3 separate regions of the Mus musculus genome follow, and all the other regions are linked to region 2. The links are chromatin loops, found by intact Hi-C in ENCODE. Cell type or tissue: gastrocnemius. All regions are shown on one strand.

Region 1 (8,000 bases), 160 kb after region 2:
AAGAAGGGAAGGGCCATACAGGAACCTACCCAGAAGGCCTTGCACAGGGGTTAATTTTCTGAGACCACTGGATATAGAGTGTGTGTGTGTGTGTGTGTGTGTGTGTGTGTGTGTTGCACAAGTGGGTGTGAACATGTGTGGATATGTGTATTCGGAGCTCATAGGGCAACATTATGTGTCAACCACTCTCCCCTTATTTTTTGAAGCAGGGTCTCTCACTAAACATGGAACTCAGTACTCTGTCTAGATTGGATGGCTAACAAGTTCCATGGGTTCCTCCTATCTCCACCTCTTCAAGGCTAGGATCACGGGCATGTGCCATCATAGCCAATGTTTTACATGGGTCCAGAGGGTTGGAACTTGGGTCTTCATCTATACTTCAGTGTCGCCTTAGTTTGCTTTATGATGCTGTGATAAATCATTGACTAAAAGCAATTTGGAGGAGGGGAAGAAGGGAGGAAGAGAAGGAGGAAGGGAAGGAGGAAGGGAAGAGCTTATTGGGTTACAGATCACTGTCCATCATCAGGGGAAGCCAGGACAGAAGCTCAAGGCAGGGACCTAGAGACAGGAACGGTAGCAGAGACCATGGAGAAGTGCAGCTAACTGGCTTGCTCCCTCTGGCTTGTTCATCTACTTTTCTTATATAGCTCAGGCCCAACAGCCTAGGGATTGCAACACCCACAGTGGGCTGGGATCTTCCACATCAATTAACAATGGAGAAAATGTACCACAGGTAAACCCACAGGCCAGTCTGAAGGAGACAGTTCCTCAACTGAGGCTCCCGCTTTCCAGATGTGTCTATGTTTGCACCATCTTCCCAGCCTGTCTGAAAATCCTTACCATCTGCACAGGCCCTGGTATTCTGCACCAGGCCCCTCAGCCAAGGAGTGACCTATCTGGTCATGCCCTTGCTCCAGGGGAACTCGCCGCTGCCTGTGTATCTGCCCCATATGGAACTTAGGCATTGCTCTCTACCTCTCTTCTTTTCAACAGTTTGGTCCTTTGCATTCATCACTGCTCAAGGCTGGCATATGTGTTCCCTTCACTTAACTGTGACCAAAATGCCCAATAGATACAATTAGGGAAGACGTGGCCGGGCAGCTCAGATCATGCGGTGTGTGGTCGAGACTATCACAGTGAAGCAGAGATTGAATGAGGCCTGAAGGAGGGGCCAGACATAACCCTAGTGACACACCTCCTCCATCGAGGCCTCACCTGAGGTTCCTCAAATAGTGCTGCCAAGTGTATAACAAGTGTCAAAACACAAACCTGTGGGACACTTAGGACTCAACCATAACAGGATATAGAGCCTGTATCCCCAGGACCCTACTCCTAACCCAACACACGCTGAAGCCCAGGATGGGGGGGGGGGGGAGGCAACCACAGACACAGGCCCTGTTAGCTGTAGCCCAGCCTTGGACCAGGGTCCTTGAGTCTTCCTGGTTTTCCAACAATAAATCCACCCCATCCAACGGATAAGCAGGGTTCGAAGTCCATCCTGTCAAACTCTGGCAGTTTTCTCCTTTGGCCACCTTAGACTATTCCATGGTGACCTCAAAGGCTCTGTCCCAGCTTCATTTCTAACACCAAGTCCACACCCTCAAGGAGACTCCCATGGGAAGAGAGAGGCTGACTAATGGCTACTGTGTCACAGTGACAAGAAAACGTAGCTAAAGGAGTGAGTACTGCTTCCCCTCAAGCTCCATCGCGGCTTCTCTGTGACCCTCACCAGACTGAAGGTCTGTCCTGACCACATGTCCAGGAGCACCCCCCTCAGCATGGGAGACATGGCAGCTCCTTGTCTGTCAGTATTGGATGGGTTAGTGAAATAAAGAGAGAAAGCTGTCTAGTCCTATTTGGGGAATCAGAGGGCAGGCATGCAGAGAAGCTATGGGGGCCAGGGCGGGGATCAAGAAGTGAGAGATGGGCCCCAAATAGACACCCTGTCGGCCTAGCAGCACCTGAAGAAGCTGGCCTTCTCTGCCTTCATGTCTCTGTGTTGGAATAATGTAATCCAGACTTTAAAAGGTACACCTCTGCAGCAGGGAAGAAGGCTCGGCTCTTACGATGCTTGCTGCTCTTGAACCTGGATTTGGTTCCCAGCACCCACATCAGACAGCTCATCACTGCCTGCAATCTCAGACCCAAGGGATCTGGTGCTCTCTTCTTGCTTCCACAGGCACCTGTACTTACACACCACACCACACTACACCACACACACCACACACACATACACATACACCACACACACACGTGTACATACACACCACACACACACACACACACACACACACACCACATATATACTCTGCGCGCATACACACACCCTACACATACACACAAACACACCACACATGCCATACACCATACTCACACACAAACACGATGGGAGTGACAGACATCATACACACGGGCATGAAACACACATATAATCCCCTACACTAAGAGCACACACATTACTGCACATGGGAACAAGCACAGGCACCCCCACATGCACGAACCACACAGCCCCACAAGACTAGCACTCTACACACACATACCCTACTCATACAGCCCCCACACTACACACACACACACACACACACACACACACACACACATACCACACACACACATGCACCACACACATACACCCCTACACACACACACCACACATACACCCCACATACCACACAGCACACACACACCCCACATACCACATACCACACATATATCCCCTCACACCACACACACACCCTACTCATACAGCCCCCACACTACACACACACACTTACATACACCACACACACCACACACATACACCCCTACACACACACCACACACACACACACACACCACACACACACATCATACATACACCCCACACCCCACACACACCACACATATACACCACACACACACACAAGGAAAGGCAGTCAGATGCCTGGCCTTCCCCTCTACCCACTACAAGTCTCTCAATAGAAGCAAGGGGGAATCTGTGCCTTACCCATGGCTCAGGATCTACCAGATCCACCAGTGTCACTGTCCCCAAGGGCAATCTCCCTGCTTCCCAGTGGAATGATTGTCTAAAGAAGCAGCCTTAGAGTCCTGTCCCTGTCCTGCCACAGAACCCAGTGCTCACCCTTCTGTGGCCCCCTGCTGGACAGCAGAGACATGGCCCCGCCTCATGGCCTATGAATCACTCTGTCTGACCTAAGCTGTGAGGGTCAGGCGTGGGGAGGAGAGCCAGTCCAGTCTTGTAAACTGTCCGGGGAGCTATGACACCCTGCAGAGTGCTGGTTCCGGAGGACCTGTGCCATGGTCTGCTGTGATGTGGGCCAGGAGCCAAGGTCAGCTTCTGCCCTGGGCTCTGCCATCTGTGCGGTGCCCTCTGGGCTTCTCTGATTTTGTAACCTGGAACGGTGGGCTAGCCACGCAATCTTAGAGTAGAGCAAAGAGCTGAGTTATCATTGTCCCCTCATGTGATGAGTAGTTTTCATTCTTGACATGGGCCAGAAAGGTGTTGGGACCACTGGACTGCCTGCCATCCTTGGCTTTGCTTTAGACAAATCTCCCATGTCCCCTCATCCTGGCCTGAATGGGGACCTTCCCGTCGTCTCTAGTGGTGACCATGGCTCATGGCTGGCTCTGTCATCTCTCACTTACACGGCAGGCCCCATAGCTGCTACTGAGTCAGGCAGGTCTTACAACCTGTTTGGACGGGGGCCACTGAGGCGTGTCCAGGCCCCATGGGTGCTACAGGAGCCAGAGTCCTCCCTCCTTCATGTCCCTGCACTGTCTGCTCCCATGTCAAGGAGAGTCAAAGGCTATGCCTCACTGGCAGCTGACACAAGCCAGGTGATACTGACTCAGAGCAGGCACTTGTTTCTCCCAATGGCTGCGGTGCCCCTGCCCATCCTGCAGAATGTCACAGCCTGTTTCTCATGACCAGAAATGGCCCACTTGAGGAGCATTAGGACAGACCCAAGTCAGTTCTGTAAATAATTGTGTAATGAGGGAATGAAGGAGAAAAAAGCAGGGGAAATGGGGGGGCACTGCCTTGGGTGGGGAGGAGGCAGGGGAGCACTGCCCTGGGTGGGAGGAGCACTGATCTGAGTGGGAAGGAACACTGATCTGGGTGGGTGGGGAGCACTGCCCTGGGTGGGGAGGAAGCTTTTCTAAGCTGTATGGAAGTCAGTCATTGTGTGCAGGTGATGCATCTGGTGCCCTCTGTGTCCCAGGACCGAGTAGGATATATGGATGAGTGCACAGGGAGTGTACTGACCACAGAGCTCAGGGCATAGCAGGCCGACAGGCATGGTTCAGTGACGGGGCTCCGCAGCCTTAGGAAAAGGAGATGACGCTGTGTTGGATGCAGCTTTAGGGACAGGGAAACCACTGCTGAGGTCTGTGGCACTCTAGGTGGTCCAAGGGTGCTAGAGAAAAAGGTGTCCATGATGTGAAAGTGCCATCTCTGGTGCCTGGCCCTTCCCAGTGTGTGCTAGTGGCCCTCAATATATGCAAACCAGTACTATGAACCATCTAAGTATGAGCGAGACACCCAAGAAGCCTAGAGGTAGGACCTTTCCCAGGACACTCTGTGTCCTGCAGGCCCGCCTACCTGGTTCTCTCTCCTGGAGAATTCATATTCATGTCTGACACTGCCTGGTCAGGCTGCATCTCCTCACATGCGCTCTGTTCACAGAGCGGTAATGAGGGCTAAAGTGGGGTTCTTGACCCCTGATGTGCTCGTTGGGCTTGGGAGGCTCAAGAAAGAACCCAGGCTTGGCTTGGCTGTGTCTGCTGTTGTTGGTTCCACTTGAGCCCAAATGTCATCAGGGCCCAGGTAACAGTTCAGGACCTGACACCAAGCTGGACACAGCATCCTGGAATTTGGCGTGCTTGACATGGTGGCTAATGTCTTCTGCTTGGCCATGGGACAGACTGAAGGAAACATGGAAGAGGCCAACCAGGAAGCGGTGGCCCTGTCAGTGTCTCCAGTACGTGGCAGATGTCAGACCCACATCTGTGTGCTCTTAGCCTCTCCATTAGGACCACAGGGATCCATCCCTCTGAGATCAGAGACAACACTTGTGAGATGAGAATGAGAACAAGGGGAGAAGGCGGGGCCGGCTGAGCTGGGTGCCACAGGATGAGGGACCAAGGTCCTGAAAGCAACAGTACAGAAAGGTTGAGCTGGCGAGGAGGCTCCAGCAACACTCTGCACTGGAAGAATGCATGGGCTAGCCTCTGCCACTGTTGATGGGTGGGAGGAGGGGGCATGAGATACGCCCAGGCACCTGCGACTATGTCAGGTACTGTGCCTTTGATGGGACGATATAAGCCTGGCGGGGCAAGGCTGGACCTGAGGAGCTAAGTGTATGTGGTCAGTAATTCCCACAGGCCACACAGGCAAAGGCTGCCCGGCACCTGCTTCAAGAAGCTGTCTCAGGAAATGTGGCTGGCTCACTGGCTTTCTGCACAGCCAAGGGCGAGGAGCCTGGAGATGGGCCTGGGCAGCCTGTACTTTCTTCTCTAAACGGAAGAGGTTCAGCCCAAGGCCTTTGAGGACATTCCATAAATATCCCAGTATCTCCTGCAACCCAAGAGGAATGAATCCGAACTCTGCCAGCCCCCAGATAAGCACAGAGACCTGGGTGGCACTGCCACAGCCCACAGATAAGGTGGCACTGCGGTACCTTGTTTTGTTTCTGCTGTTATCTGATACATTCTTATTATTGATGCCACACAAGGGGGGGCATTCCCTGACAGAGACACTCCGGTGCCCACCCAGGCTGAGGGGCAGCTCTGGCCATGGAGCCCTTGGCCTCTCCTCTTTCAGGCCCCTCCTTGGTACTTGTGTACTGAGGGCTGGCACCTGCTCCCAAAAGGTTGTGTGGGTGCCAACGGGAAGGTATTTCCAGAGATGCCCTGGCGCTTTGAAGTTGGCTGGGTCAGGGATGACCCTGAGACAGGACACCTTTATCCCCTTCCTCCTGGAGCCCTTGTGGGTCCTGAGAGGCCAGGAGGACATGACAGTTGGGATGCTGAGTCATTTCTTGCAGTAGCTTGCTTAGAAAAGGGATCCTGAACACCATAGCATCTCACATCCAACTCCTGAGCCCCCGACTCAGCCCCTCTGGGGGTTGAGGCAATGACACCCCTCTGGCTTAGGGTGGGGCTCTGTCATGGCAGCTGGAAAGCCCATGATGGACACAGGCCCTGTGAGAACAAAGCTCAACCCACTGGACAAAAGTTTCCTTCATTTAAGACATCTCCCCAAAGGTCCCCAAAGGTCCCATCTCTCAGTAACCAGACGGACACTTCACCCTGTCTTTTGGAAGGACCATCGCAATCCTAAGAACCTGCCCTATTTTGATTGAATGTGCCCAGCCTGCAGGCCACGTGCCCATATCCAGACCTGGGATGTGCAGTCTGGTCTTCCTCTCTGCTCGCAAGCCCTTCCTCCCTTGGCTCCAACTCTGGACCAACCGCTCAGCTGAGGAGAGGTACTATGCAGGTGTGTATGTAGGTCACTACACAATCAGGGTGGCTTCTGAGCCCCTCTATGGCACTCCAAAGACAGGACTAGGAAGTTGGCCAAGAGTCCTCCTCTGCCTCCAACAGCCAATTGATACTCACACAGTATCTAACAGCATCCACCAGGGGCATCAGTGTGGACCAGGGACACTAGTGCTAAGCTGGAGGAATATGCTTATGTGGCCCCATCTGCTGGTGTGCACCCTAATCTGGTGAATGCCCTATGCACAAATGCTTCTCATCTGGCTTTGGATGGTTTGTTAGATATCCATAAGCTTTTCTGGAAGTTTCCTTAGATCCCTCAGGCAGCATGGTAGGAGGACAGATGTACTCACAGCTAACATGTATCCCCTGCTCTGCAGACATCCGATATGGACTCCCCTAAGATTGTACTTCTCAAGGATAGTGGTCCATCTCAGTGGGCTTTGTTCTCAGGCAAACAGGGGGCTGAGCATCTTATCCAAGCCATGTTCCTAGTGTAGTTTTGGGGAGTGGGTACTTCGTATGTAGTCTCTAGATGGATATGATAGAGAGGTGGTGGCTGGATGTGGCTCTCTGGCAGGTGAGCTGGGTGGATGAATAATTGGTGAATGGGTAGGTGTGCGAGCTGATAAGTGGGTAGATGGGTATATGGTGGACAGTGAGTTGACAGACAGGTGAGAATAACAGTCACCTGTACTGGCTAGTTTTGTGTCAACTTGACACAGCTGGGGTTATCACAGAGAAAGGAGCTTTAGTTGAGGAAATGCCTCCATGAGATCCAACTGTAAGGCATTTTCTCAATTAGTGATCAAGGAGGAAAGGCCCCTTGTGGGTGGGACCATCTCTGGGCTGGTAATCTTGGGTTCTATAAGAGAGCAGGCTGAGCAAGCCAGGTGAGGCAAGCCAGTAAAGAACATCCCTCTGTGGCCTCTGCATCAGCTCCTGCTTCCTGACCTGCTTGAGTTCCAGTCCTGACTTCCTTGGTGATGAACAGCAGCATGGAAGTGTAAGCTGAATAAACCCTTTCCTCCCCGACTTGCTTCTTGGTCATGATGTTTGTGCAGGAATAGAAACCCTGACTAAGACAGTCACCTAACTGTGATAGCTAAAGCATTCTGTGTGCCCAGTGGAGTGCCACAGAAAGGCCATGACCTGGGAGAACAAGAAAATTAGCTGTCCAAGGGACACTGAAGTCTTACTTTCAGTGACAAGGAGATGACCTCTCCAGGCAAGACCAGGAACTCGGCTTCCCAGAAAACTCAACTTTGTCCTTTAGCCTCAGCACTCCTTAGCTATAGGACCACAGTAGGGGACAGAGGCAGTCTGGTGACACTGGTGGCATTCTCAGTGGTCTAGGCCATGCTGACGGGGTGTTCTGGGAAACTGCTTCTGATAAACCAGCCCCCTTGGAGGCACCGGGTGCAACAAGCTCATGCTACATGGAGACCTGAAGGCAGCCGGCTGTGAGGACCTTGGGAAGGGAGAATGTTGAGCAACCA
Region 2 (8,000 bases):
CAGTGGCAATCCGCAGAACCAACCTCAGATGCTTCTTTAGAATGTCTCCGAGGTCCGCAACATAGAACGCATCCTTATCGTCAGAGGAAGAGACTTCATTGATTTTTTGGTCCAGAATGTCCTTAGCAGTAAAGCCTTCATCAAGGATGTGGCAGTCAAACTCGTCCTTAGTAAAGCTGCTCATGGTTCTCGATGTGCTTACAGGAAACCCGGAGATGGAATCAAATTATCGCCAGCTCCTCACAAGGTCGACTTAGAAAGAACTCTGAATGCTGCCTCCTTGGAGTGGTGGAAACACTCATAGCACAGTGGCCCGGCTGGCCTGACCCATGGAGGCGCCGCCGCCAAACCCCGAGGAGCGCCCGTCCGTCCGTCCGTCTGCCCGCCGCCGCCCCGTCAGCCGCCTCTTCGAGCCCGCCGCAGACGCCGACCGGAGGTGGCGCCGAGCTGCTGGCTGAGGGCGGCCGGCGGTGGCGGCTGCAGGGACTGACCAGCAGAGGGTTTCTATAGGCAGCTGGGGCCTGGAGATGCTAGACTTAGCCTGAAGCTCCCAGACCTGCTTCTAGAAGATGTGTTGGAGGTGGTGTGAAGAATGGGGAAGTGAGACTTTCATTCCACTATTTAGGGAAAAAAAGCCACTAGTTAGTTATCTCTGAGTGTTCGAAAGCCAAGTAAAGCCCTACAGCGAAGCGCCTGCAGACCTTTAGATCCTTCGGTGCACAGAGCTATGAGCTGTTCCACACTGGGACGTTAATCATCCCTTCTGGTTCTTGACATTTGTTTTGCAGGTGACAGAAACCGCATACCCTGTGACTTCTGGACTCTTGCTGTCAGTGTGCCCCTTCCTCGTGCTCTGGATGATGTCAGAGCAGGACCTGGCGGATGTGGTTCAGATTGCAGTGGAAGACCTGAGCCCTGATCACCCAGGTACAGCCGTGAGACAGTCGATGCACTGTTGCTCTCCCTGTCTTTTCAGTATCAAAGCCACTCTGCCGGACTTCATTCCCCAGTAAAGCAGACACAGCAGAGATGCCAGCCCTGTGTGAAAATTTAAATCATAGGATGATTGCAGGGCTGCCTGCATGTGTGCTTGTGTACACACACACACACACACACACACACACACATCCACACATACTTATTTAAAAGAGTTCTGGCCATTGCTCTAGATGGCTGCTGTGTGTTGCCAAAGGAGGAGGCAAGGCAGACACAGAGCTGTAGGTAGCAGTCTCGTCTTTTCTATTGTGAGTGAGCACACAGAGGCTGGAGAAATGCACAGGCATTCAGTGAGAAAAACTGAACTAGTGACATGAAACTATTCATGGCATAAAAGTCAGTACAAATGCTGAGCACAGAATTCTGGGAAGGTGGCTGTATCAGGCCAGAGCAGTGGCTCAGTGGTTAGGAGTACTTCTTCTCTTCCAGAGGACCTGGGCTTCTTCCCACATTGGACAGCTTCCAACCACCTATAACTCCTTCTGGCTTTTGAGGGCATCCCACACGAATTGCATACATTTACTCACACACACACACACACACACACACACACACACACACACACACACACATATATATATAAATAAAAGTAAGCTTTAGGGAAATGAGTGCTCCTGTGTGAGAACAGGACTAGTCCGTGCAGGTCGCTATAGAGGTGCAGTGTGGCAGGGATAAGGTGTAACTGCTCTTAGGCTTGGTGATCATCACTTTAATACGTTGGGATGGTACTGCAGAGGTTGGCGTTAGGGTTACCTTGCTTATCTGAAAGCAGGCCTTAAAGGTCAGCAGGAACTGTTTGTGGGCGGCTCGTGAGCAGTTCAGCTTCCGTGTAAGTCAGCGTGTTGGCTGTGCTAGATTGGGGCATATGACATGCAGAGAGGGTTGTGGCTGTCAGTATGTACGTGCTCTCAGCCCCATGCAGGGAGTGGGCCAGGACCTCAGGCCAGGCCAGGTGAGGGTGCTTTGGATTTTACAGTGACGTAGCCGCAGACACACTAAACACAGTGGGGAAGCAGTCACCGATGACGGCGCCTCAGTGTGCTTTGCCCACCAGGCTCTGGGGAGTATCGATCGGGTGGTCTGATTTTGGTGGGGATGGATGAGGGAGGGCCTGATTTCTGCCTGGCTGAGGATTTTAACAAAGAAATGGCTGTGCCATTTTCATCAGCCTCAAGGTACCGGCACTGTGTTCGGCTGTAGAGGCACAGAGCCCCAAGGAACTCAGCATGCTCACTCCAGCTTCTGTCTCTGTGGTTGCTTTTCAGTTGTTTTGGAGAATCATGTCGTGACAGATGATGATGAACCTGCCTTGAAGCGCCAGCGACTAGAGATCAATTGCCAGGACCCCTCTATAAAGGTACCGTGTGGCTCCTGTGGGCACTGTGTAACTTTCTACCATCAACCTGGGCTTAGAATAGCAGAACCAACCCTCTTGCAGCTCTGCAGTGGCAGGGCCACACCTTCTGGGATTCTAAGGAGGCTCTCCCTGCCTCCTCTGCTGTGACCTATTGGTCCCAGCCTTATTACTCGAGTCCATGCCTGAGGCCTACCCTCACTCAGGCCCAGATGGGTCATTTATTTAAATACATGTGCAAAGAGCTTTTTTCCAGATGAGGCCACAGGAAGGGCCTGGCCCTGTAGTATTGAGATGCCACTGAAATGCTGCAGAAAATACAGGCCAGGTCCTTCCGGCAAAAGACAGGAGGAAACACTGGATTTGGGAGAGGACAAGCGAAGAGTCTTCCTGTGCCTGAGTAAGCCTGCCTCAGGTGGGAGGAGAGCTGAGGTCACTTGGGCCCACCCCCAAGTCCTGAGGTCACTGGGGCCCACCCCCAAGGCTGGCTGGGGTTGGAGGCTCCTTAGGCAGTCGGTGCATTGCTTCCGGACTTGCTTATTTGGGATCCAGTGTCTGCAGAACACGAGGTGAATATTATTACAGGAGAGAAGTTTATAAGAGTGACTCAGATGACACCAGTCCTTGTCATAGGCTTCTCTGTGTCAACTGTGACTTCTTAAGACACTCAGCTCACTCTGGTGACAAGAAGGTAGTGCCAGCTGAAGCTGGGAATTCAGAATCTACTCAGGCCAGAAGGGGCACCACGCACCTTTAACCCTGGCACTTGAGAGGCAGAGGCAGGCAGATCTCTGAGTTTGTGGCCAGCCTGGTGTACATATTGAGTTCTGGAACAGCCAGGGCTACATAGAAAGAAGCTATCTCAAAAAATATTGAGTGAAATCCACCTTGACAGTATCAGATCTCAAAGTAACCCGTGACCTTAACTGTAGCATAGAGCACACAGAGAAACAGACCATGGAGGAAAGCAGCTGCCTGGGGTCTGCTGGAGACACTGCATGTGTGCTGTCGCATGCAGCCGAGTGCTGTCACGGGATTGGAAGACATTCACGTACCAAATTGCCAAAGTAATTCTCACCAGACAGGTCAGGGCTGTTTGTGGGCACCTGACCCGTGGAGCAGTGTCAGGAAGAATGCTGTCTCTCTTCTCCTCTATGGGTTTGCTTGAGATGTTAGTTAGTCTGTAACAGGGATTTTCCTCTCTCAGTTGGCCACCATGTAGTTGTCATGGTGTCTGCCTGCACTGCCGACGCTGCTCCGTTGATAGCCGAGTGGACACTGGGGATGAGCTGAGCGCTGCTGCTTGTTCCCTCGCAGGCACAGCCTTGCCCCTAGAGAGCATGGTTAGCGGGGAGCGTCAGGTCTTCTCCTTAACCTTCTTCTTACTAGTGTCTTTCTGTGAAAAGAGGCCTTTAAGCCAGGGTTCAGGGTGCTGGTTAATGACAGGAAATGGAGGAGTAAGGCCCGTAGCACTGAAGAAAAGGAATCTTCTCTAAGTGGTGCTGGCTCTGGCAGAGGATGTGCTGAGTTGGGGCAGATGTGAGGGCTTTGGGTATGCAGCACTTTCCCATGGCTGCTCCTGACTGCTGTGCATAGCAGAGAAATAGAGCAAGCTCAGGGTTCTTCAGGGCCGTGCCTGGCTACTCAGAATGCTCTGACCCATGCATTCGTGCTTTGCCACACCCGGTTGTTGTTGGTGTGGTATCTGCTTCTGTGGCTGTTATGATTGTGATTCTGCTCCGTGATTCCCTTTCAAGTTAGAGCAGAGATGGCTCCCATTAACTTGGACTGGGTGCAGAGGGACACGCTGTTCTGCCTGCCTGTGCTCTGAGGTCCAGCGCTGGCCTGACCCTTTGTTCTCATAGGCTAGCACCTTCTTCCTGAGGTGCCTGAGGCTGCATTTCTCTTCCAGCCGAATCCTCATTGTGTTTTCTTCAGCGGCTGCTGGCCATACACAGTTGAATGATTTCCTGGCACCCAGAATGTTGCCTGGGAGGCCTCTCTTCACAGTAGAGTTCCTGTGTGCGCCATGTACATGGTAGCTTGTGACAGGACTGGCCCTTGGGAGAGCAAAGCCATCCTGTTGAGCTTACCGAGCACATGGCCTGCTGCTGACTTCCAGCTTGCTAGTTGGAAACTGCTCCTCTTGTGGGCCACTAGGTGGCACACTTGATATTTAGAAGGTCCCTGGAAGGGGTCATTGACAGATTTCAGTGAGGTATAGCTGTGTCCAGCCATCTTTTTTTGGTTTTCAGGGTTTGGATAGTAGTCTTATCTTTCAGCATTAGAAAAATTTTGTAGCTTTACTGTATAAATATTTGGATGAGCATAGTGACAAGCTTATTACTCCATGGCCTCAGGAAAGGTGAGATTGCAAGGGCTTATTAGACACAGAGGGCTGAATCCCTGTGCACGGCCCAGGGCTCCTCACTGAATATGTTGGCTCGGCCCAGGGCTCACTCAGCTGAAATACACTGGGTGGACTTAGGAGCCAGCTAGGGTCCTAAGGACTTGCTGCTCACAGTGGAAGACATCCTCTCTGAAGCTTTTCTGTTTTCATTTCCAGTCTTTCCTGTACTCTATTAACCAGACGATATGTTTGCGGTTGGATAGCATTGAGGCCAAGCTGCAAGCTCTCGAGGCCACTTGCAAATCTCTGGAAGAGAAGCTAGACCTGGTCACCAATAAACAGCACAGTCCCATCCAGGTCCCCATGGTGGCAGGTTCCCCACTTGGCGCCACCCAGACCTGCAACAAAGTGCGATGGTAAGTCCAGAAGACCGAGGCTCCGCAGGCCACCCTGGGAAAGCGCTCCGTGCCAGCCCAGGCGCCGCTGTTACTGATCTGCCCTCGCCCCGGATATCTGCCCTGGTGCTTCCATGGGGCTGGTTTCACTTAGACCGAAACCAAACACAGGCTCTGCTGGAACGGCCTGAGTTGCTCCAACTTTGTTTCTTGGCTTAAGCAGCTGGACTCATCTTTCCTTGCACCTGGCCATGAACTTGGCCCATGTATGTTGCTTCTTTTCTCTTTCTATCTCTGGCTGACTATTGCCTATGTTTTCTGCGGGGGTAATATTTATAATTTTTACTTGATCATAGAAAACTTTCCGTTTAGTCTGAGACTTGCCTTGTGCCTAATTTTTAAATAGGTTTGTGGCCTCCAAGAGAGCTTTGCATGGTTTGCACTCTGCTGGCTTGGAAGGTTCCATGCCTGGCTCAGTGGGATGGAAAGGTGTCTCAGAAGGGGTCCTTCTCACACTGGCTCCATAGGCAGTGTGGCATGAGACCTTGTGGGTGGCAGCACCCACCCAGTGTTCTTGATGTTCTAATTCTTTCCCAAGGTGTCTAGGAGGAAGTCCGTTCACAGTAGTGGCCTTAGCGCCATCTCTGTGCTCCAAGGCCTCCTCTTGCCTGTTAGATTTGGGAAGAGCAGAACAGTAGGGTAGCGATGCCAGCCTCAGCAGCCTAAAGGGACACCAGTGGCTTTGCTGTGGTGTAGGTGGTTGGTGGGTGCCACCCTGCCCATGTGTGCTGTAACTAGAGCAACAGTCGGTGCTTTTATGGATTCAAAGGGGTGGGTTGTGTGGGAAGGGAAAGGAGGGGTTACTTTGCTTGGTTTTGGGGTGGTCAAGAGTACCAAGTAACTGCCTGTCCTCTCTTGAGACAGTTCCTGACGACCCCAGATTCACTCTGTTCTCCCTCGGTGTCCTAGCCTCTCAGCAGAGACAGGGTTTCTCTCATGACTGGAGTGGGCTGCACAGCTCACCCCCCAGCCCCCTACATACTTGTACACACAGTGTCTGTGCAGGCTCTCTTTTGAAATGTCCCTTTGTCCCCAAACATAATGTTTGGAAATAGAGCTTTATGTTAATGGGGAGACGTGAAAGGACCGCAGTGTATGGGAGAGCATGTGCTTGAGCCTACAGGTTCAGTGGGACAGAGAGAGATGCAGCCTGGAGACAGTGGGACAGAGAGAGATGCAGCCTGGAGACAGTGGGACAGAGAGAGATGCAGCCTGGAGACAGTGGGACAGAGAGAGATGCAGCCTGGAGACAGTGGGACAGAGAGAGATGCAGCCTGGAGACAGTGGGACAGAGAGAGATGCAGCCTGGAGACAGTGGGACAGAGAGAGATGCAGCCTGGAGACAGTGGGACAGAGAGAGATGCAGCCTGGAGACAGTGGGACAGAGAGAGATGCAGCCTGGAGACAGTGGGACAGAGAGAGATGCAGCCTGGAGACAGTGGGACAGAGAGAGATGCAGCCTGGAGACAGTGGGACAGAGAGAGATGCAGCCTGGAGACAGTGGGACAGAGAGAGATGCAGCCTGGAGACAGTGGGACAGAGATGCAGCCTGGAGACAGTGGTTGCAGGCATCACCGACTGGCAGTGGAATATTCCAGAATGCCAAGTTCTTTGTGCTGTTTCCAATGAAGCAAAGTGTAGTTTTTTCTAGACTGACAGAGTAGTCGAGTTCCTAGAGAGTTCAAGTTCCATAAAAACTGCAAGGACGTCTCTGTCTGACTTCCGCCTAGGCCAGGGCTCAGAGTCAGACATGACTTCCTATGTGACTGCTCAGGGCCTGGGGCGTTCGTGGGGGAGGGCTTTGTGTTAGTTGTCTCAGGCATTGAAGGACACCTTACCCTCCTTGGTCACACCTACACTCTGGTGGCATTTTACATTGGTAGCCATGTTTGTCATACTGACTCCAGAGCTTTGGGCCTGCAGCAAACAGCAGTATTGTCCCCAGGTGAAATAAAAGAGCGGTGATCTTTGCTTCTTATAAGATACTGCCTATTCTGGGGACAGCACCTGGGCCTTTGTCACTTGTGGAACATGGTGTCTTCCGAGCTGAGGAAGTATTGACAGCATCTTTTTTCTCGGTTCTAGTTCTACCAGGTTATGGGAGCAGCAGGGGTGGAAGAGGGTGGTTTTTTGTGGCCTGACCTCAAGGGCACATGCTTTGGAATTCTGTCTGTCTGGGAGCACTGAGTGCCAAGGTCACCTAGTTGGACATTCCCAGGGGCCAGACATTTCCAAGTTCTGCTTTCCTCATTAGAAAGATGAGAGCTGGGACAGCACCTGGGTGTGGTGGTGACAGGGCCACACTATCCAGAAGGCTCTAACAGGGAACTCGAGAGCAGAACCCCAGGATCCCATCGATGGATGCATGAAGTCACTGATACAGATTCAGGAAGAGACGAGCATTGTTACACAGAACCTGGGCAGTGGGGCATAGACTGGCTTCTAGAACCATCTAAAAGGCGGCAGCATACTGAATGGGGCGGTGCTGCGTTTTGCTTACCTGCTGCCTCTGAGGAGGAGGAGCGCTTACCTAGCTGAATGACCTCTGTCCAGATCATGCACTCTGACAAAGAACTTTAAACCTTGGGCTTCTACTTGCTGGCTTTGAGTGTGACTCACAAGACTAACATAGGAGCCATCACCAGTCTTTCAGCTCTAAGGAGGCCTCGAGAGAGTGCCGAGAGATGTTCTTGAAGGTCACTGCCTCCCATTTGGAGATGCTGCAGAGGTCCAGGTCTAGTAGGAGGTGGTACCCAAGGCCTTCTGCTGGAAATCTATGTCCCCTGCTGGTCATCTGACACCCGGCTGGACACGGCTAAGGCTGCTGGGCTCCAAGGGTGCTCTT
Region 3 (8,000 bases), 360 kb after region 2:
AGAAACCCAAAGAGACCTACCCCAATGAGCGTGTCTGCCCCTTCCCCCAGTGCCGAAAGAGCTGCCCCAGCGCCAGCTCGCTGGAGATCCACATGCGCAGCCACAGTGGTGAGTGCCCCGTGCCTGCCCTGGCCAAGCCAGGCCCTGCACTGGACTGGTGGTCAGGAAAGCTTGCTCTGCCACCATGTGCTATGCAGTTCCCCGTCCCTCCACAGCCTAGCGCAAGGCTTACCTGTGGCTATATGCACACTTAATAAAAGGCTGGGTGTGTACTTGACGCTGGGCGGCATATGACTGATGCGAACTAAAAGGGCCAGTGTTCCTTCCTTGTCACTGGGATCCATCTCTGTGTTCCAGGAGAGCGCCCCTTCGTGTGCCTCATCTGCCTGTCGGCCTTCACCACCAAGGCCAACTGTGAACGCCATCTCAAGGTGCACACAGACACGCTCAGCGGTAGGTGTGCTGGAGGGGGCCGGGATGGGGTCTCTGGGGCTAAACCTGAGCCCCAGGAACCTGACCACAACAGTGTGGCCTACAGGTGTCTGTCACAACTGTGGCTTCATATCCACCACAAGGGACATCCTCTACAGTCACCTGGTGACAAACCACATGGTGTGCCAGCCAGGCTCCAAGGGTGAGATCTACTCACCAGGGGCTGGACACCCAGCAGCCAAACTTCCTCCAGGTAAGCAGCCATACTGGAGCCTCACTGGCCCTTGGATAAGTGAAGGGGGGAGGGGCCTGTCCATAGGCATCACATGGTGTCCTTGTCAACCCTAGAACCCCAATCCCTTCTGCCTACCACATCCTACCTAGGGCCTGCCCTGGGCCTGACATGCAGCCCTGTGTTCTTGTAGACAGCCTGGCAGGCTTTCAACAGCACTCGCTGATGCACAGCCCCCTGGTTCCCGCTGACAAGGCACCCACCCCATCCTCAGGACTGGACAGTAAGGCCGAAGTCACCAACGGAGAGACCAGAGTGCCCCCCCAAAATGGGGGCAGCAGTGAGTCCCCTGCAGCCCCCAGGACCATCAAGGTGGAGGCTGCAGAGGAGCCTGAAGCCACCCGTGCCTCCGGTCCGGGAGAGCCAGGTCCCCAGGCTCCGTCTCGGACACCTTCACCACACAGCCCCAATCCAGTCAGGGTGAAGACAGAACTGTCCAGCCCCACGCCTGGCTCTAGCCCAGGGCCGGGAGAGCTAACAATGGCCGGGACACTCTTTCTGCCACAATATGTGTTCAGTCCGGACGCGGGCACAACCACCGTCCCTACGGCGCCACAGGCCTCGGAGATCCTGGCCAAGATGTCCGAGTTGGTGCACAACCGGCTACAGCAGGGTGCAGGGAGCTCCGGCGCAGCGGGAACACCCACTGGCCTCTTCTCGGGGACTAAGGGTGCCACGTGCTTTGAGTGCGAGATCACCTTTAACAATATCAACAACTTCTATGTGCACAAGCGCCTCTACTGCTCGGGCCGCCGCGCGCCCGAGGACCCGCCCACTGTGCGCAGACCCAAAGCGGCCACCGGCCCGGCCCGCGCGCCCGCAGGTGCCGCCGCAGAGCCAGACCCGTCACGCTCGTCGCCGGGGCCCGGGCCACGAGAGGAAGAGGCGAGTGGCACGACTACTCCGGAGGCCGAGGCCGCGGGCCGGGGCAGCGAGGGCAGCCAGAGCCCGGGCAGCTCCGTAGACGACGCAGAGGACGATCCGAGCCGCACGCTGTGCGAGGCCTGCAACATCCGGTTTAGCCGCCACGAAACCTACACTGTGCACAAGCGCTACTACTGCGCCTCGCGCCACGACCCGCCGCCGCGCCGGCCACCCGCACCCACGACCGCACCGGGACCCGCGGCTCCTGCGCTGACAGCGCCACCCGTGCGCACGCGCCGGCGTCGCAAGCTGTACGAGCTGCCCGCAGCTGGCGCCCCGCCCCCAGCCGCAGGCCCCGCCCCTGTGCCAGTTGTACCCTCCCCCACTGCGGAGCTGCCCTCTTCTCCGAGACCTGGGAGCGCCAGCGCCGGCCCTGCCCCCGCGCTCTCTCCGAGCCCGGTCCCCGACGGCCCCATAGACCTGAGCAAGCGGCCGCGTCGCCAGAGCCCGGATGCACCAACAGCTCTGCCCGCGCTGGCCGACTACCACGAGTGTACCGCATGTCGCGTAAGCTTCCACAGCCTCGAAGCTTACCTGGCTCACAAGAAGTACTCATGCCCCGCCGCGCCTTTGCGCACCACTGCCCTCTGCCCCTACTGCCCGCCCAACGGGCGCGTTCGCGGCGACCTGGTTGAGCATTTGCGCCAGGCACACGGCCTGCAGGTGGCCAAGCCAGCGGCCAGCCCGGGCGCTGAGCCCCGCACACCTGCCGAGCGTGCTCCGCGCGACAGCCCCGACGGCCGCGCACCACGCTCTCCTTCCCCTGCTCCCGAGAATACGCCTTCTGACCCAGCAGATCAAGGCGCTCGGACACCCAGCAAGGGCCCGCCAGCTCCTGCTCCTGCGCCGGGTGGTGGTGGCGGCCACCGCTACTGCCGCCTGTGCAACATCAGGTTCAGCAGCCTGTCCACTTTCATCGCGCACAAGAAGTATTACTGCTCTTCTCACGCCGCCGAGCACGTAAAGTGAGCCTGTGGGGCCGCACCACCAGGACCCTTGACACTTAATAAAGACATTCGGTGTGATAAATTCGCTGGAGGCCCAGCCTGTTGTCTTAGATCTAGTGGGCCTCATTCCATACCCCAGCTTGTGCGGCCCTGCAAAGGGCACCCCACCGTTTCCTCCAGGACTTAGCCCGCTCCAGGGATTCAACCGCCCCTGCAGAGTTCTTTTCCTCTGCCTCTAGCTCACCCGCTGCCCTGCCAGAAAGTGCATCCAATTGCAGACTACTAGAGAGAGTGAAACCTTGTTCTTGCTGAGTCTTCGAGAAAGAGGACCAAGTCCCAAAGTGCCCCTCCCGTCACAACAGGGGTGGGTACTTATGACTACAGAGTTGGGCCTGGGTATACCCCCTGTAGTCCGTGGCTGGCCGGCTGTAGGCCACGTCTGGCAGAACCAAAGCAATGGCAGTCTAGCCATTGCTTTGGCCTCTCTGCTTGGTCCCCTGAGAAGGTGTGAACATGGCTGTTCTCCAACTCTGTAAGTCTTAACCGGCAGCTGTAGAAGCTGACAGAGAGCCCTGAAAATACCATACCCCAAGGACCCGGGCCCTGTCGGCCAGTCCACCTCTCCTGCAGCCTTCTGAGGCGGCCTGCTGATGGACCTGGGTTTACACAAGAATAAATGTTCCTGAGAGTCCATTCACAGGCCTGCCCAGTCTGGAGCATCCCTCCTGGTCTCCTCTTAAGGGCCCTTCCCAGAATGCCATGCATCCTTCCACCTTCCTGATGCTCATGCCCAAGGCCTGGCCTCTGGCCTCAGTCACTCCATAAACTCCTTTCTCCACCTTGGCAGAGCAGTCTGCCCTCCCTTGCCTTTACCATGCAGGAGGGACAGGGTCTTTCCCTGGTCCCACTGTCGGAAGCCCAACCCTGCTCAGTCTACCCTGTTCCTTAGCTATAGGGCTCTACAGATCACCAGCTCTTGCCTAACCCTCCTGCCCCTCACTCTATGGCCTGCAGTTGGTCCCTAGTCACAGACCCCAAGGTCAGTCACTATGAGCCTCTGCCTGTGTCTCCAAAGTAAACCACCCATGTCAGCTCCTCGTGTGCAGCCGACACCATAGCACTGCTTCAGTCACCATCACGTGCCCAGGAGCCTGCTTGCTAAGCCACTCCGGCTCCATTCAACCCTGCCTGGCACATTCCTCCCTTCAAGATAGCCTCAGGTCACCATGGTCTGCCTCCTCACCCCGGTGCCCTGCAGGCAGGACACCCTTCATCTCTCCCTCTGGTCCCTCTTCCAACTCTCCACTCCGTTGTATACTTCTGCTTGCCAAGCTGCTGCCGCTGCGGCTTGATGGAACCCATCTGCCCTTGTACCACCTCACGATGCTTGGCCCATGAGCATCCATGAGAACAGGGAATAACACTGCCCCCAGCCACTCACCTCTGCCAGGTGTACATCTTCCCCACGCACTGGGATTGGTCCATGGGTAGGAACATCAAGGCTCAGTGGTACCGAGCCCCTGCCAGAGCACCTTGGATAGAGTTGGGCTTTAGCGGAGTTGGCTGGGCTGCCCCCTGCCCTGGAGATCTTAAGCATGACCTCCCCAGGCCCTGCATAGGGCTCAGCTCTGTCCAAATCCACCCAAACTGACCAGGGAACGGTTGGAATGGGGGTCCCATGCTTCAGGCAATGGTTCCCCTCTGAAGACTTCATATACATGTCTTATTGGGGCAATATATACCATCCATTGGGCCTTTTGGGGACCCCCATTTAGACCTTTCTCCCTTCCCCAGCAGACTGTGACCCCACCCACCCCACCCATCAAATCCTGCTCTTGATTTCAACACTAGTGGAGACTCGGGACAGTAGAGGGCAGTATGGCTCACAGAAGCACCTGGTGGGCCTGCCACCGTGCTTAGCTAGGGTGGCCTGCCCACCACCAAGGGTATGCTACAATCCCTGAGGAAGAGAAAGGAGTCATGAGAACCCCAAGTGCACCGATGCCTCCCGGACTTCTGGAGAAGCCCTGCAGGCCTGAGAAGAAAGCTGGAAGCCGGAAGCCGAGCATTTGGGCTGGAGGCAGAGGTGGGCAGGTCCTCAGAGCATGCTTCTGTATCACCTGCCTCAGCATCACCTGCAGAGCACACTTTCTAGGCACTGGGATTTAACACTCTTTCCTAAAGCTTTAATGTCTGCACCCCTCCATGACAGGAACCTCAACATCACCAGAGTGAGCCACACTGTCAAGTTCCTGTTCTCGGTCTGACGGCTTTGACCGTAAGCTGCATGCTTTTGTTAATGCTGCTGCTGCTGCTGCTGCTGCTGCTGCTGCTGCTGCTGCTGTTTTGAGAGGAGGCAGAGTTTTGTTCTGTAGCTCAGGCTGACCTAGAACTCACGACCCCCACACCTCAGCCTCCTGAGAACTGGCATTGCTCCTTGATGCTTTATTGCTGTTTTAGCATCTAGGTTTCCATGGCAGCATCTAGCTGCCTTCCCTGAGAGCCCAGCCTTGTCTCTGCCTGGGCTCCAGTGGTCCTTCTACAGTGTGGCTCCCACTCCGGAGACACTCTTCTATTCTTGGGACTATGAGGACACACAGGTCCTTTGACCTCTTGCTCCCATAGGAAAGATGTCCCCACTCTGCCTCCCACAGGCAGATCGTCTGAATGTCACTCCAACTCTGCCACGTTTTAATGTCATGCAGAGTTTTGCAGGGATGAACTTGTATCATGTCTGTTCTCTCTCTCTGCCATTTGTCTTGCTTCCCTGGTCTCCCACGTCTCCTCTTCCACACCTATCACATTCTCTGGGTGGCTCAGGAGCAAAGCACCCACAGTGAGTTTTCTTCTCTGCCTGTTCTGAGTATTTAATTTTACTACACTCCTGCAGCCCCTGCAGACTTTTGTACCTGCACTCTGGATGCCAGAGGCCCTCTGTCGCTGCTGTAGTATGGGCTCCTGTGGAAGGCTCCTGTGGCTATTTAAACAGAGGCCTCAGGCTAGTGGCTTAAACGGTCCATGTGGATTCTATCATAGTCATGATGTACAGGAGCCCTGGGCTGTCACAGGGAGCTGAAGGACAAGGGTCGGTGGAGCGGTTCCTGCCAAAGACTCCAAGGAGAAACCTGACCTTGATTTCTGTAGCCTCTAGAATAGCAGTTCTCAACCTGTGGTTTGACCCTTAAGGGGTCAAACGACCCTTTCACTGGAGTCCCTAAGGCCATCAGAAAACACAGCTATTTACATGACAATTTATCACAGTAGCAAAATTACAGTTACAAAGCAGCAACAAAAATATTTGTTTTGGTTGGGGGCCACCACAACGCGAAAAACTGTAGGTTTTTTATTCTCCTGTTGTAACTGTTGTCTCTGAGGCTCACTAGGCCTACCCTGGAAGTTTCTAGCCTCCACACAATCTTATCTAGGCCTAGAATGTTTTCAGCCTCGGAGACTTGCTGCTGAATAAGCTCACCCTTCTAGTTCTTTCTGGGTTCTAGCTGGCTGATTTAACTCAGCTGTTCTGCTCAGAACTCTTTTCCAAGCTGACTGACTCAGTCTGGCTTCTCTCTGAGTCTCCTGAAGTGCTCTGCTTGGGCTCATACTAACTCTGGCAATTTGTCCAAATCTTCTGACTCCTCCTCATTCTCTGGCTCCTTCTGGCTTCACTGGTGTCTGGCTTGTTCCCTTTCTGCAACCTGTCTCTCTATAACTGTCTCAGTAAACCTGCCTCTTCTCTGCACTGCCCCTTAGGTAGCTTCCCTTTCCTGTCTCTCCTGAGTTGGGGGCAGAGCCTATTCTGTCAGATCTTCCTCTGATTCGTCACTTTTTCTGCCACTCAATTAGACATCACTTTCAAACATTAGTGCTTCCTTCTACAAACTAACTTTACCTTCACTGTTTGGGATTAAAGGTGGGTACTAAGGGCGTGTCTGTCTTCCTGTCGGAGAGATTAAAGGTGTGTGCTAAGGGATGAGCCACACCACAGCCAGAACCAGGTTTTTTTCAGTAAATACACAATTTGGGGGTTCACAATGTGATGAAATATCCTGCAATATCGCAGTATTAGGAAGGTTGAGAACCACTACCCTAGAAGTTTCTACATGACTTAGCTCGTGGCTCCTCCCTCTTCAGAGCCAGACTCTGCTGTCTCTCTCGCTCCCGCTACTGATCAGCCTTGTCACCCCTCACTAGAGAGTCTAGGACAGTTTATCCCAAAGTCAGCTAGGGAGGAACAGCTACTCTATGTCAACCCAGTTCTTACTTGAGATGGGCTATAGACATCTTCAAGGTCACTCTGCCACCCCACCCCACCCCCTCTGAATGCATTTGCTGCATTGTCTGAGGTGGTGTCTTAGGGTTTTACTGCTGTGAAGAGACACCATGACCAAGGCAACTCTGATAAGGACACCATTTAATTGGGGCTGGCTTACAGGCGCGGAGGATCAGTCCATTATCATCAAGGTGGGAGCATGACAGTGTTCAGGCAGATATGGGGCTGGAGAAGGAGCCAAGAAGGCAGCTAGGAGGAGGCTTTAACACACAAACACACACACAGCGACACACTTACCTACTCCAACCAGGCCACACCTCCTAATAACACCACTTCCTAACCCAAGCATAGTCAAACCATCACAGTGGGCATTGGCGAACCTAGATGCCCTGTGCATTGCCATTGCTAAGGCTCACTGTGCTGGGCTGCAGTCCAGGCTGCACAGTGGGGAAGGGGACTGAGCTAGAGCACACTGTGAAGCCCGGGCACTGTACAGGACTATACACCCACACTACTGGAGGACACTGCAGTCACATATAGAGTCCCCATTGCCCCATAGGGATAAGGCCAGTGTCCCCTTCGGTGTGTCCATTACAGCTACAGGCAGGCATGATGTGCAGTGTGTGTGTACTGACATCTCTTGCCCTACTCAGCATTAGGTCAGACTCATGCAGCAAGGCCGTGACAGAAGTGGACAGGGGTGTAGCTGGCTTGCTGTGGACAGTGACTTTCCACCTAAGCTCGCCGGGACAGAGTCCCAGCAGAGTCTGTGTACCTAGCTGAGTGTCTCTGCTCTTCCTACCCTTGTCACAGACACTGTGGCTCTCTTCATCCCTCCCAGAATACTCACTGGACAGGACAGGGAGGGCATCAAGGGCCACCTTCCTTTTTCCACCCTTTATGCCCTGGTTTCACCCCCTAACACTAAATAGGAGAGAAACAAGGATAGAAGGGAGAGAGGAATTGGGAAAATCCCTGAGTCTGAGATTTTTTTCCTTTTTTTTTTTTTTTCCTTCTTTCAGCACGACTACTAACAAACCTCAACCAACCTCAACTCTTGGAACCCAAGCCTGTATATACCCTTGGAAAAGTTCCCAGAATTCCAAACATCACACGGTCACAGAATCTATCTGCA

Evidence for each region. Hi-C counts contacts between places; a loop is a spot of excess contacts. Peaks named below come from ENCODE experiments on the same cell type or tissue, not always from the same donor. Only the 100,000 strongest peaks of a DNase experiment are listed, where the experiment ranks them.
Region 1: a loop joins it to region 2, with 11 times the contacts of the local background. A loop is called at or near these places in 12 of 42 quality-filtered maps.
Region 3: it touches region 2 in a loop (2.6-fold over the local background); 13 of 42 quality-filtered maps call a loop at or near these places.

What each region holds. Positions count from the first base shown.
Region 1 is chr8:122,136,785-122,144,784 of GRCm38, forward strand. It overlaps a transcript of Zfp469 not described here. Among named protein-coding and RNA genes, the nearest start is that of Gm39268, 9.2 kb to the right of the region's middle. In gastrocnemius, CTCF peaks have their summits at 3,148 (motif pointing left) and 6,652; a DNase peak (open chromatin) is centred at 3,240; H3K27ac peaks cover 1,388 bases.
Region 2 is chr8:121,973,639-121,981,638 of GRCm38, forward strand. It overlaps Banp (BTG3 associated nuclear protein), which reads left to right. Exons shown (of 14, transcript NM_016812.4): 2 at 789-927; 3 at 2,262-2,353; 4 at 4,917-5,116. The coding sequence starts at 858. It overlaps Mir7237 (microRNA 7237), which reads left to right and starts at 4,386; the gene lies at 4,386-4,448. It also overlaps the pseudogene Gm17709. In gastrocnemius, a CTCF peak has its summit at 4,513 (motif pointing right); DNase peaks (open chromatin) are centred at 4,434, 4,779 and 5,115; H3K4me3 peaks cover 481 bases; H3K27ac peaks cover 1,402 bases.
Region 3 is chr8:122,334,575-122,342,574 of GRCm38, forward strand. It overlaps Zfpm1 (zinc finger protein, multitype 1), which reads left to right. Exons shown (of 10, transcript NM_009569.4): 7 at 1-108; 8 at 358-453; 9 at 539-685; 10 at 858-3,288. The coding sequence ends at 2,617. Among named protein-coding and RNA genes, the nearest start is that of Gm46056, 6.0 kb to the right of the region's middle. In gastrocnemius, CTCF peaks have their summits at 1,852 and 4,471 (motif pointing right); DNase peaks (open chromatin) are centred at 899, 1,217, 1,969 and 7,293; H3K4me3 peaks cover 1,533 bases; H3K27ac peaks cover 764 bases.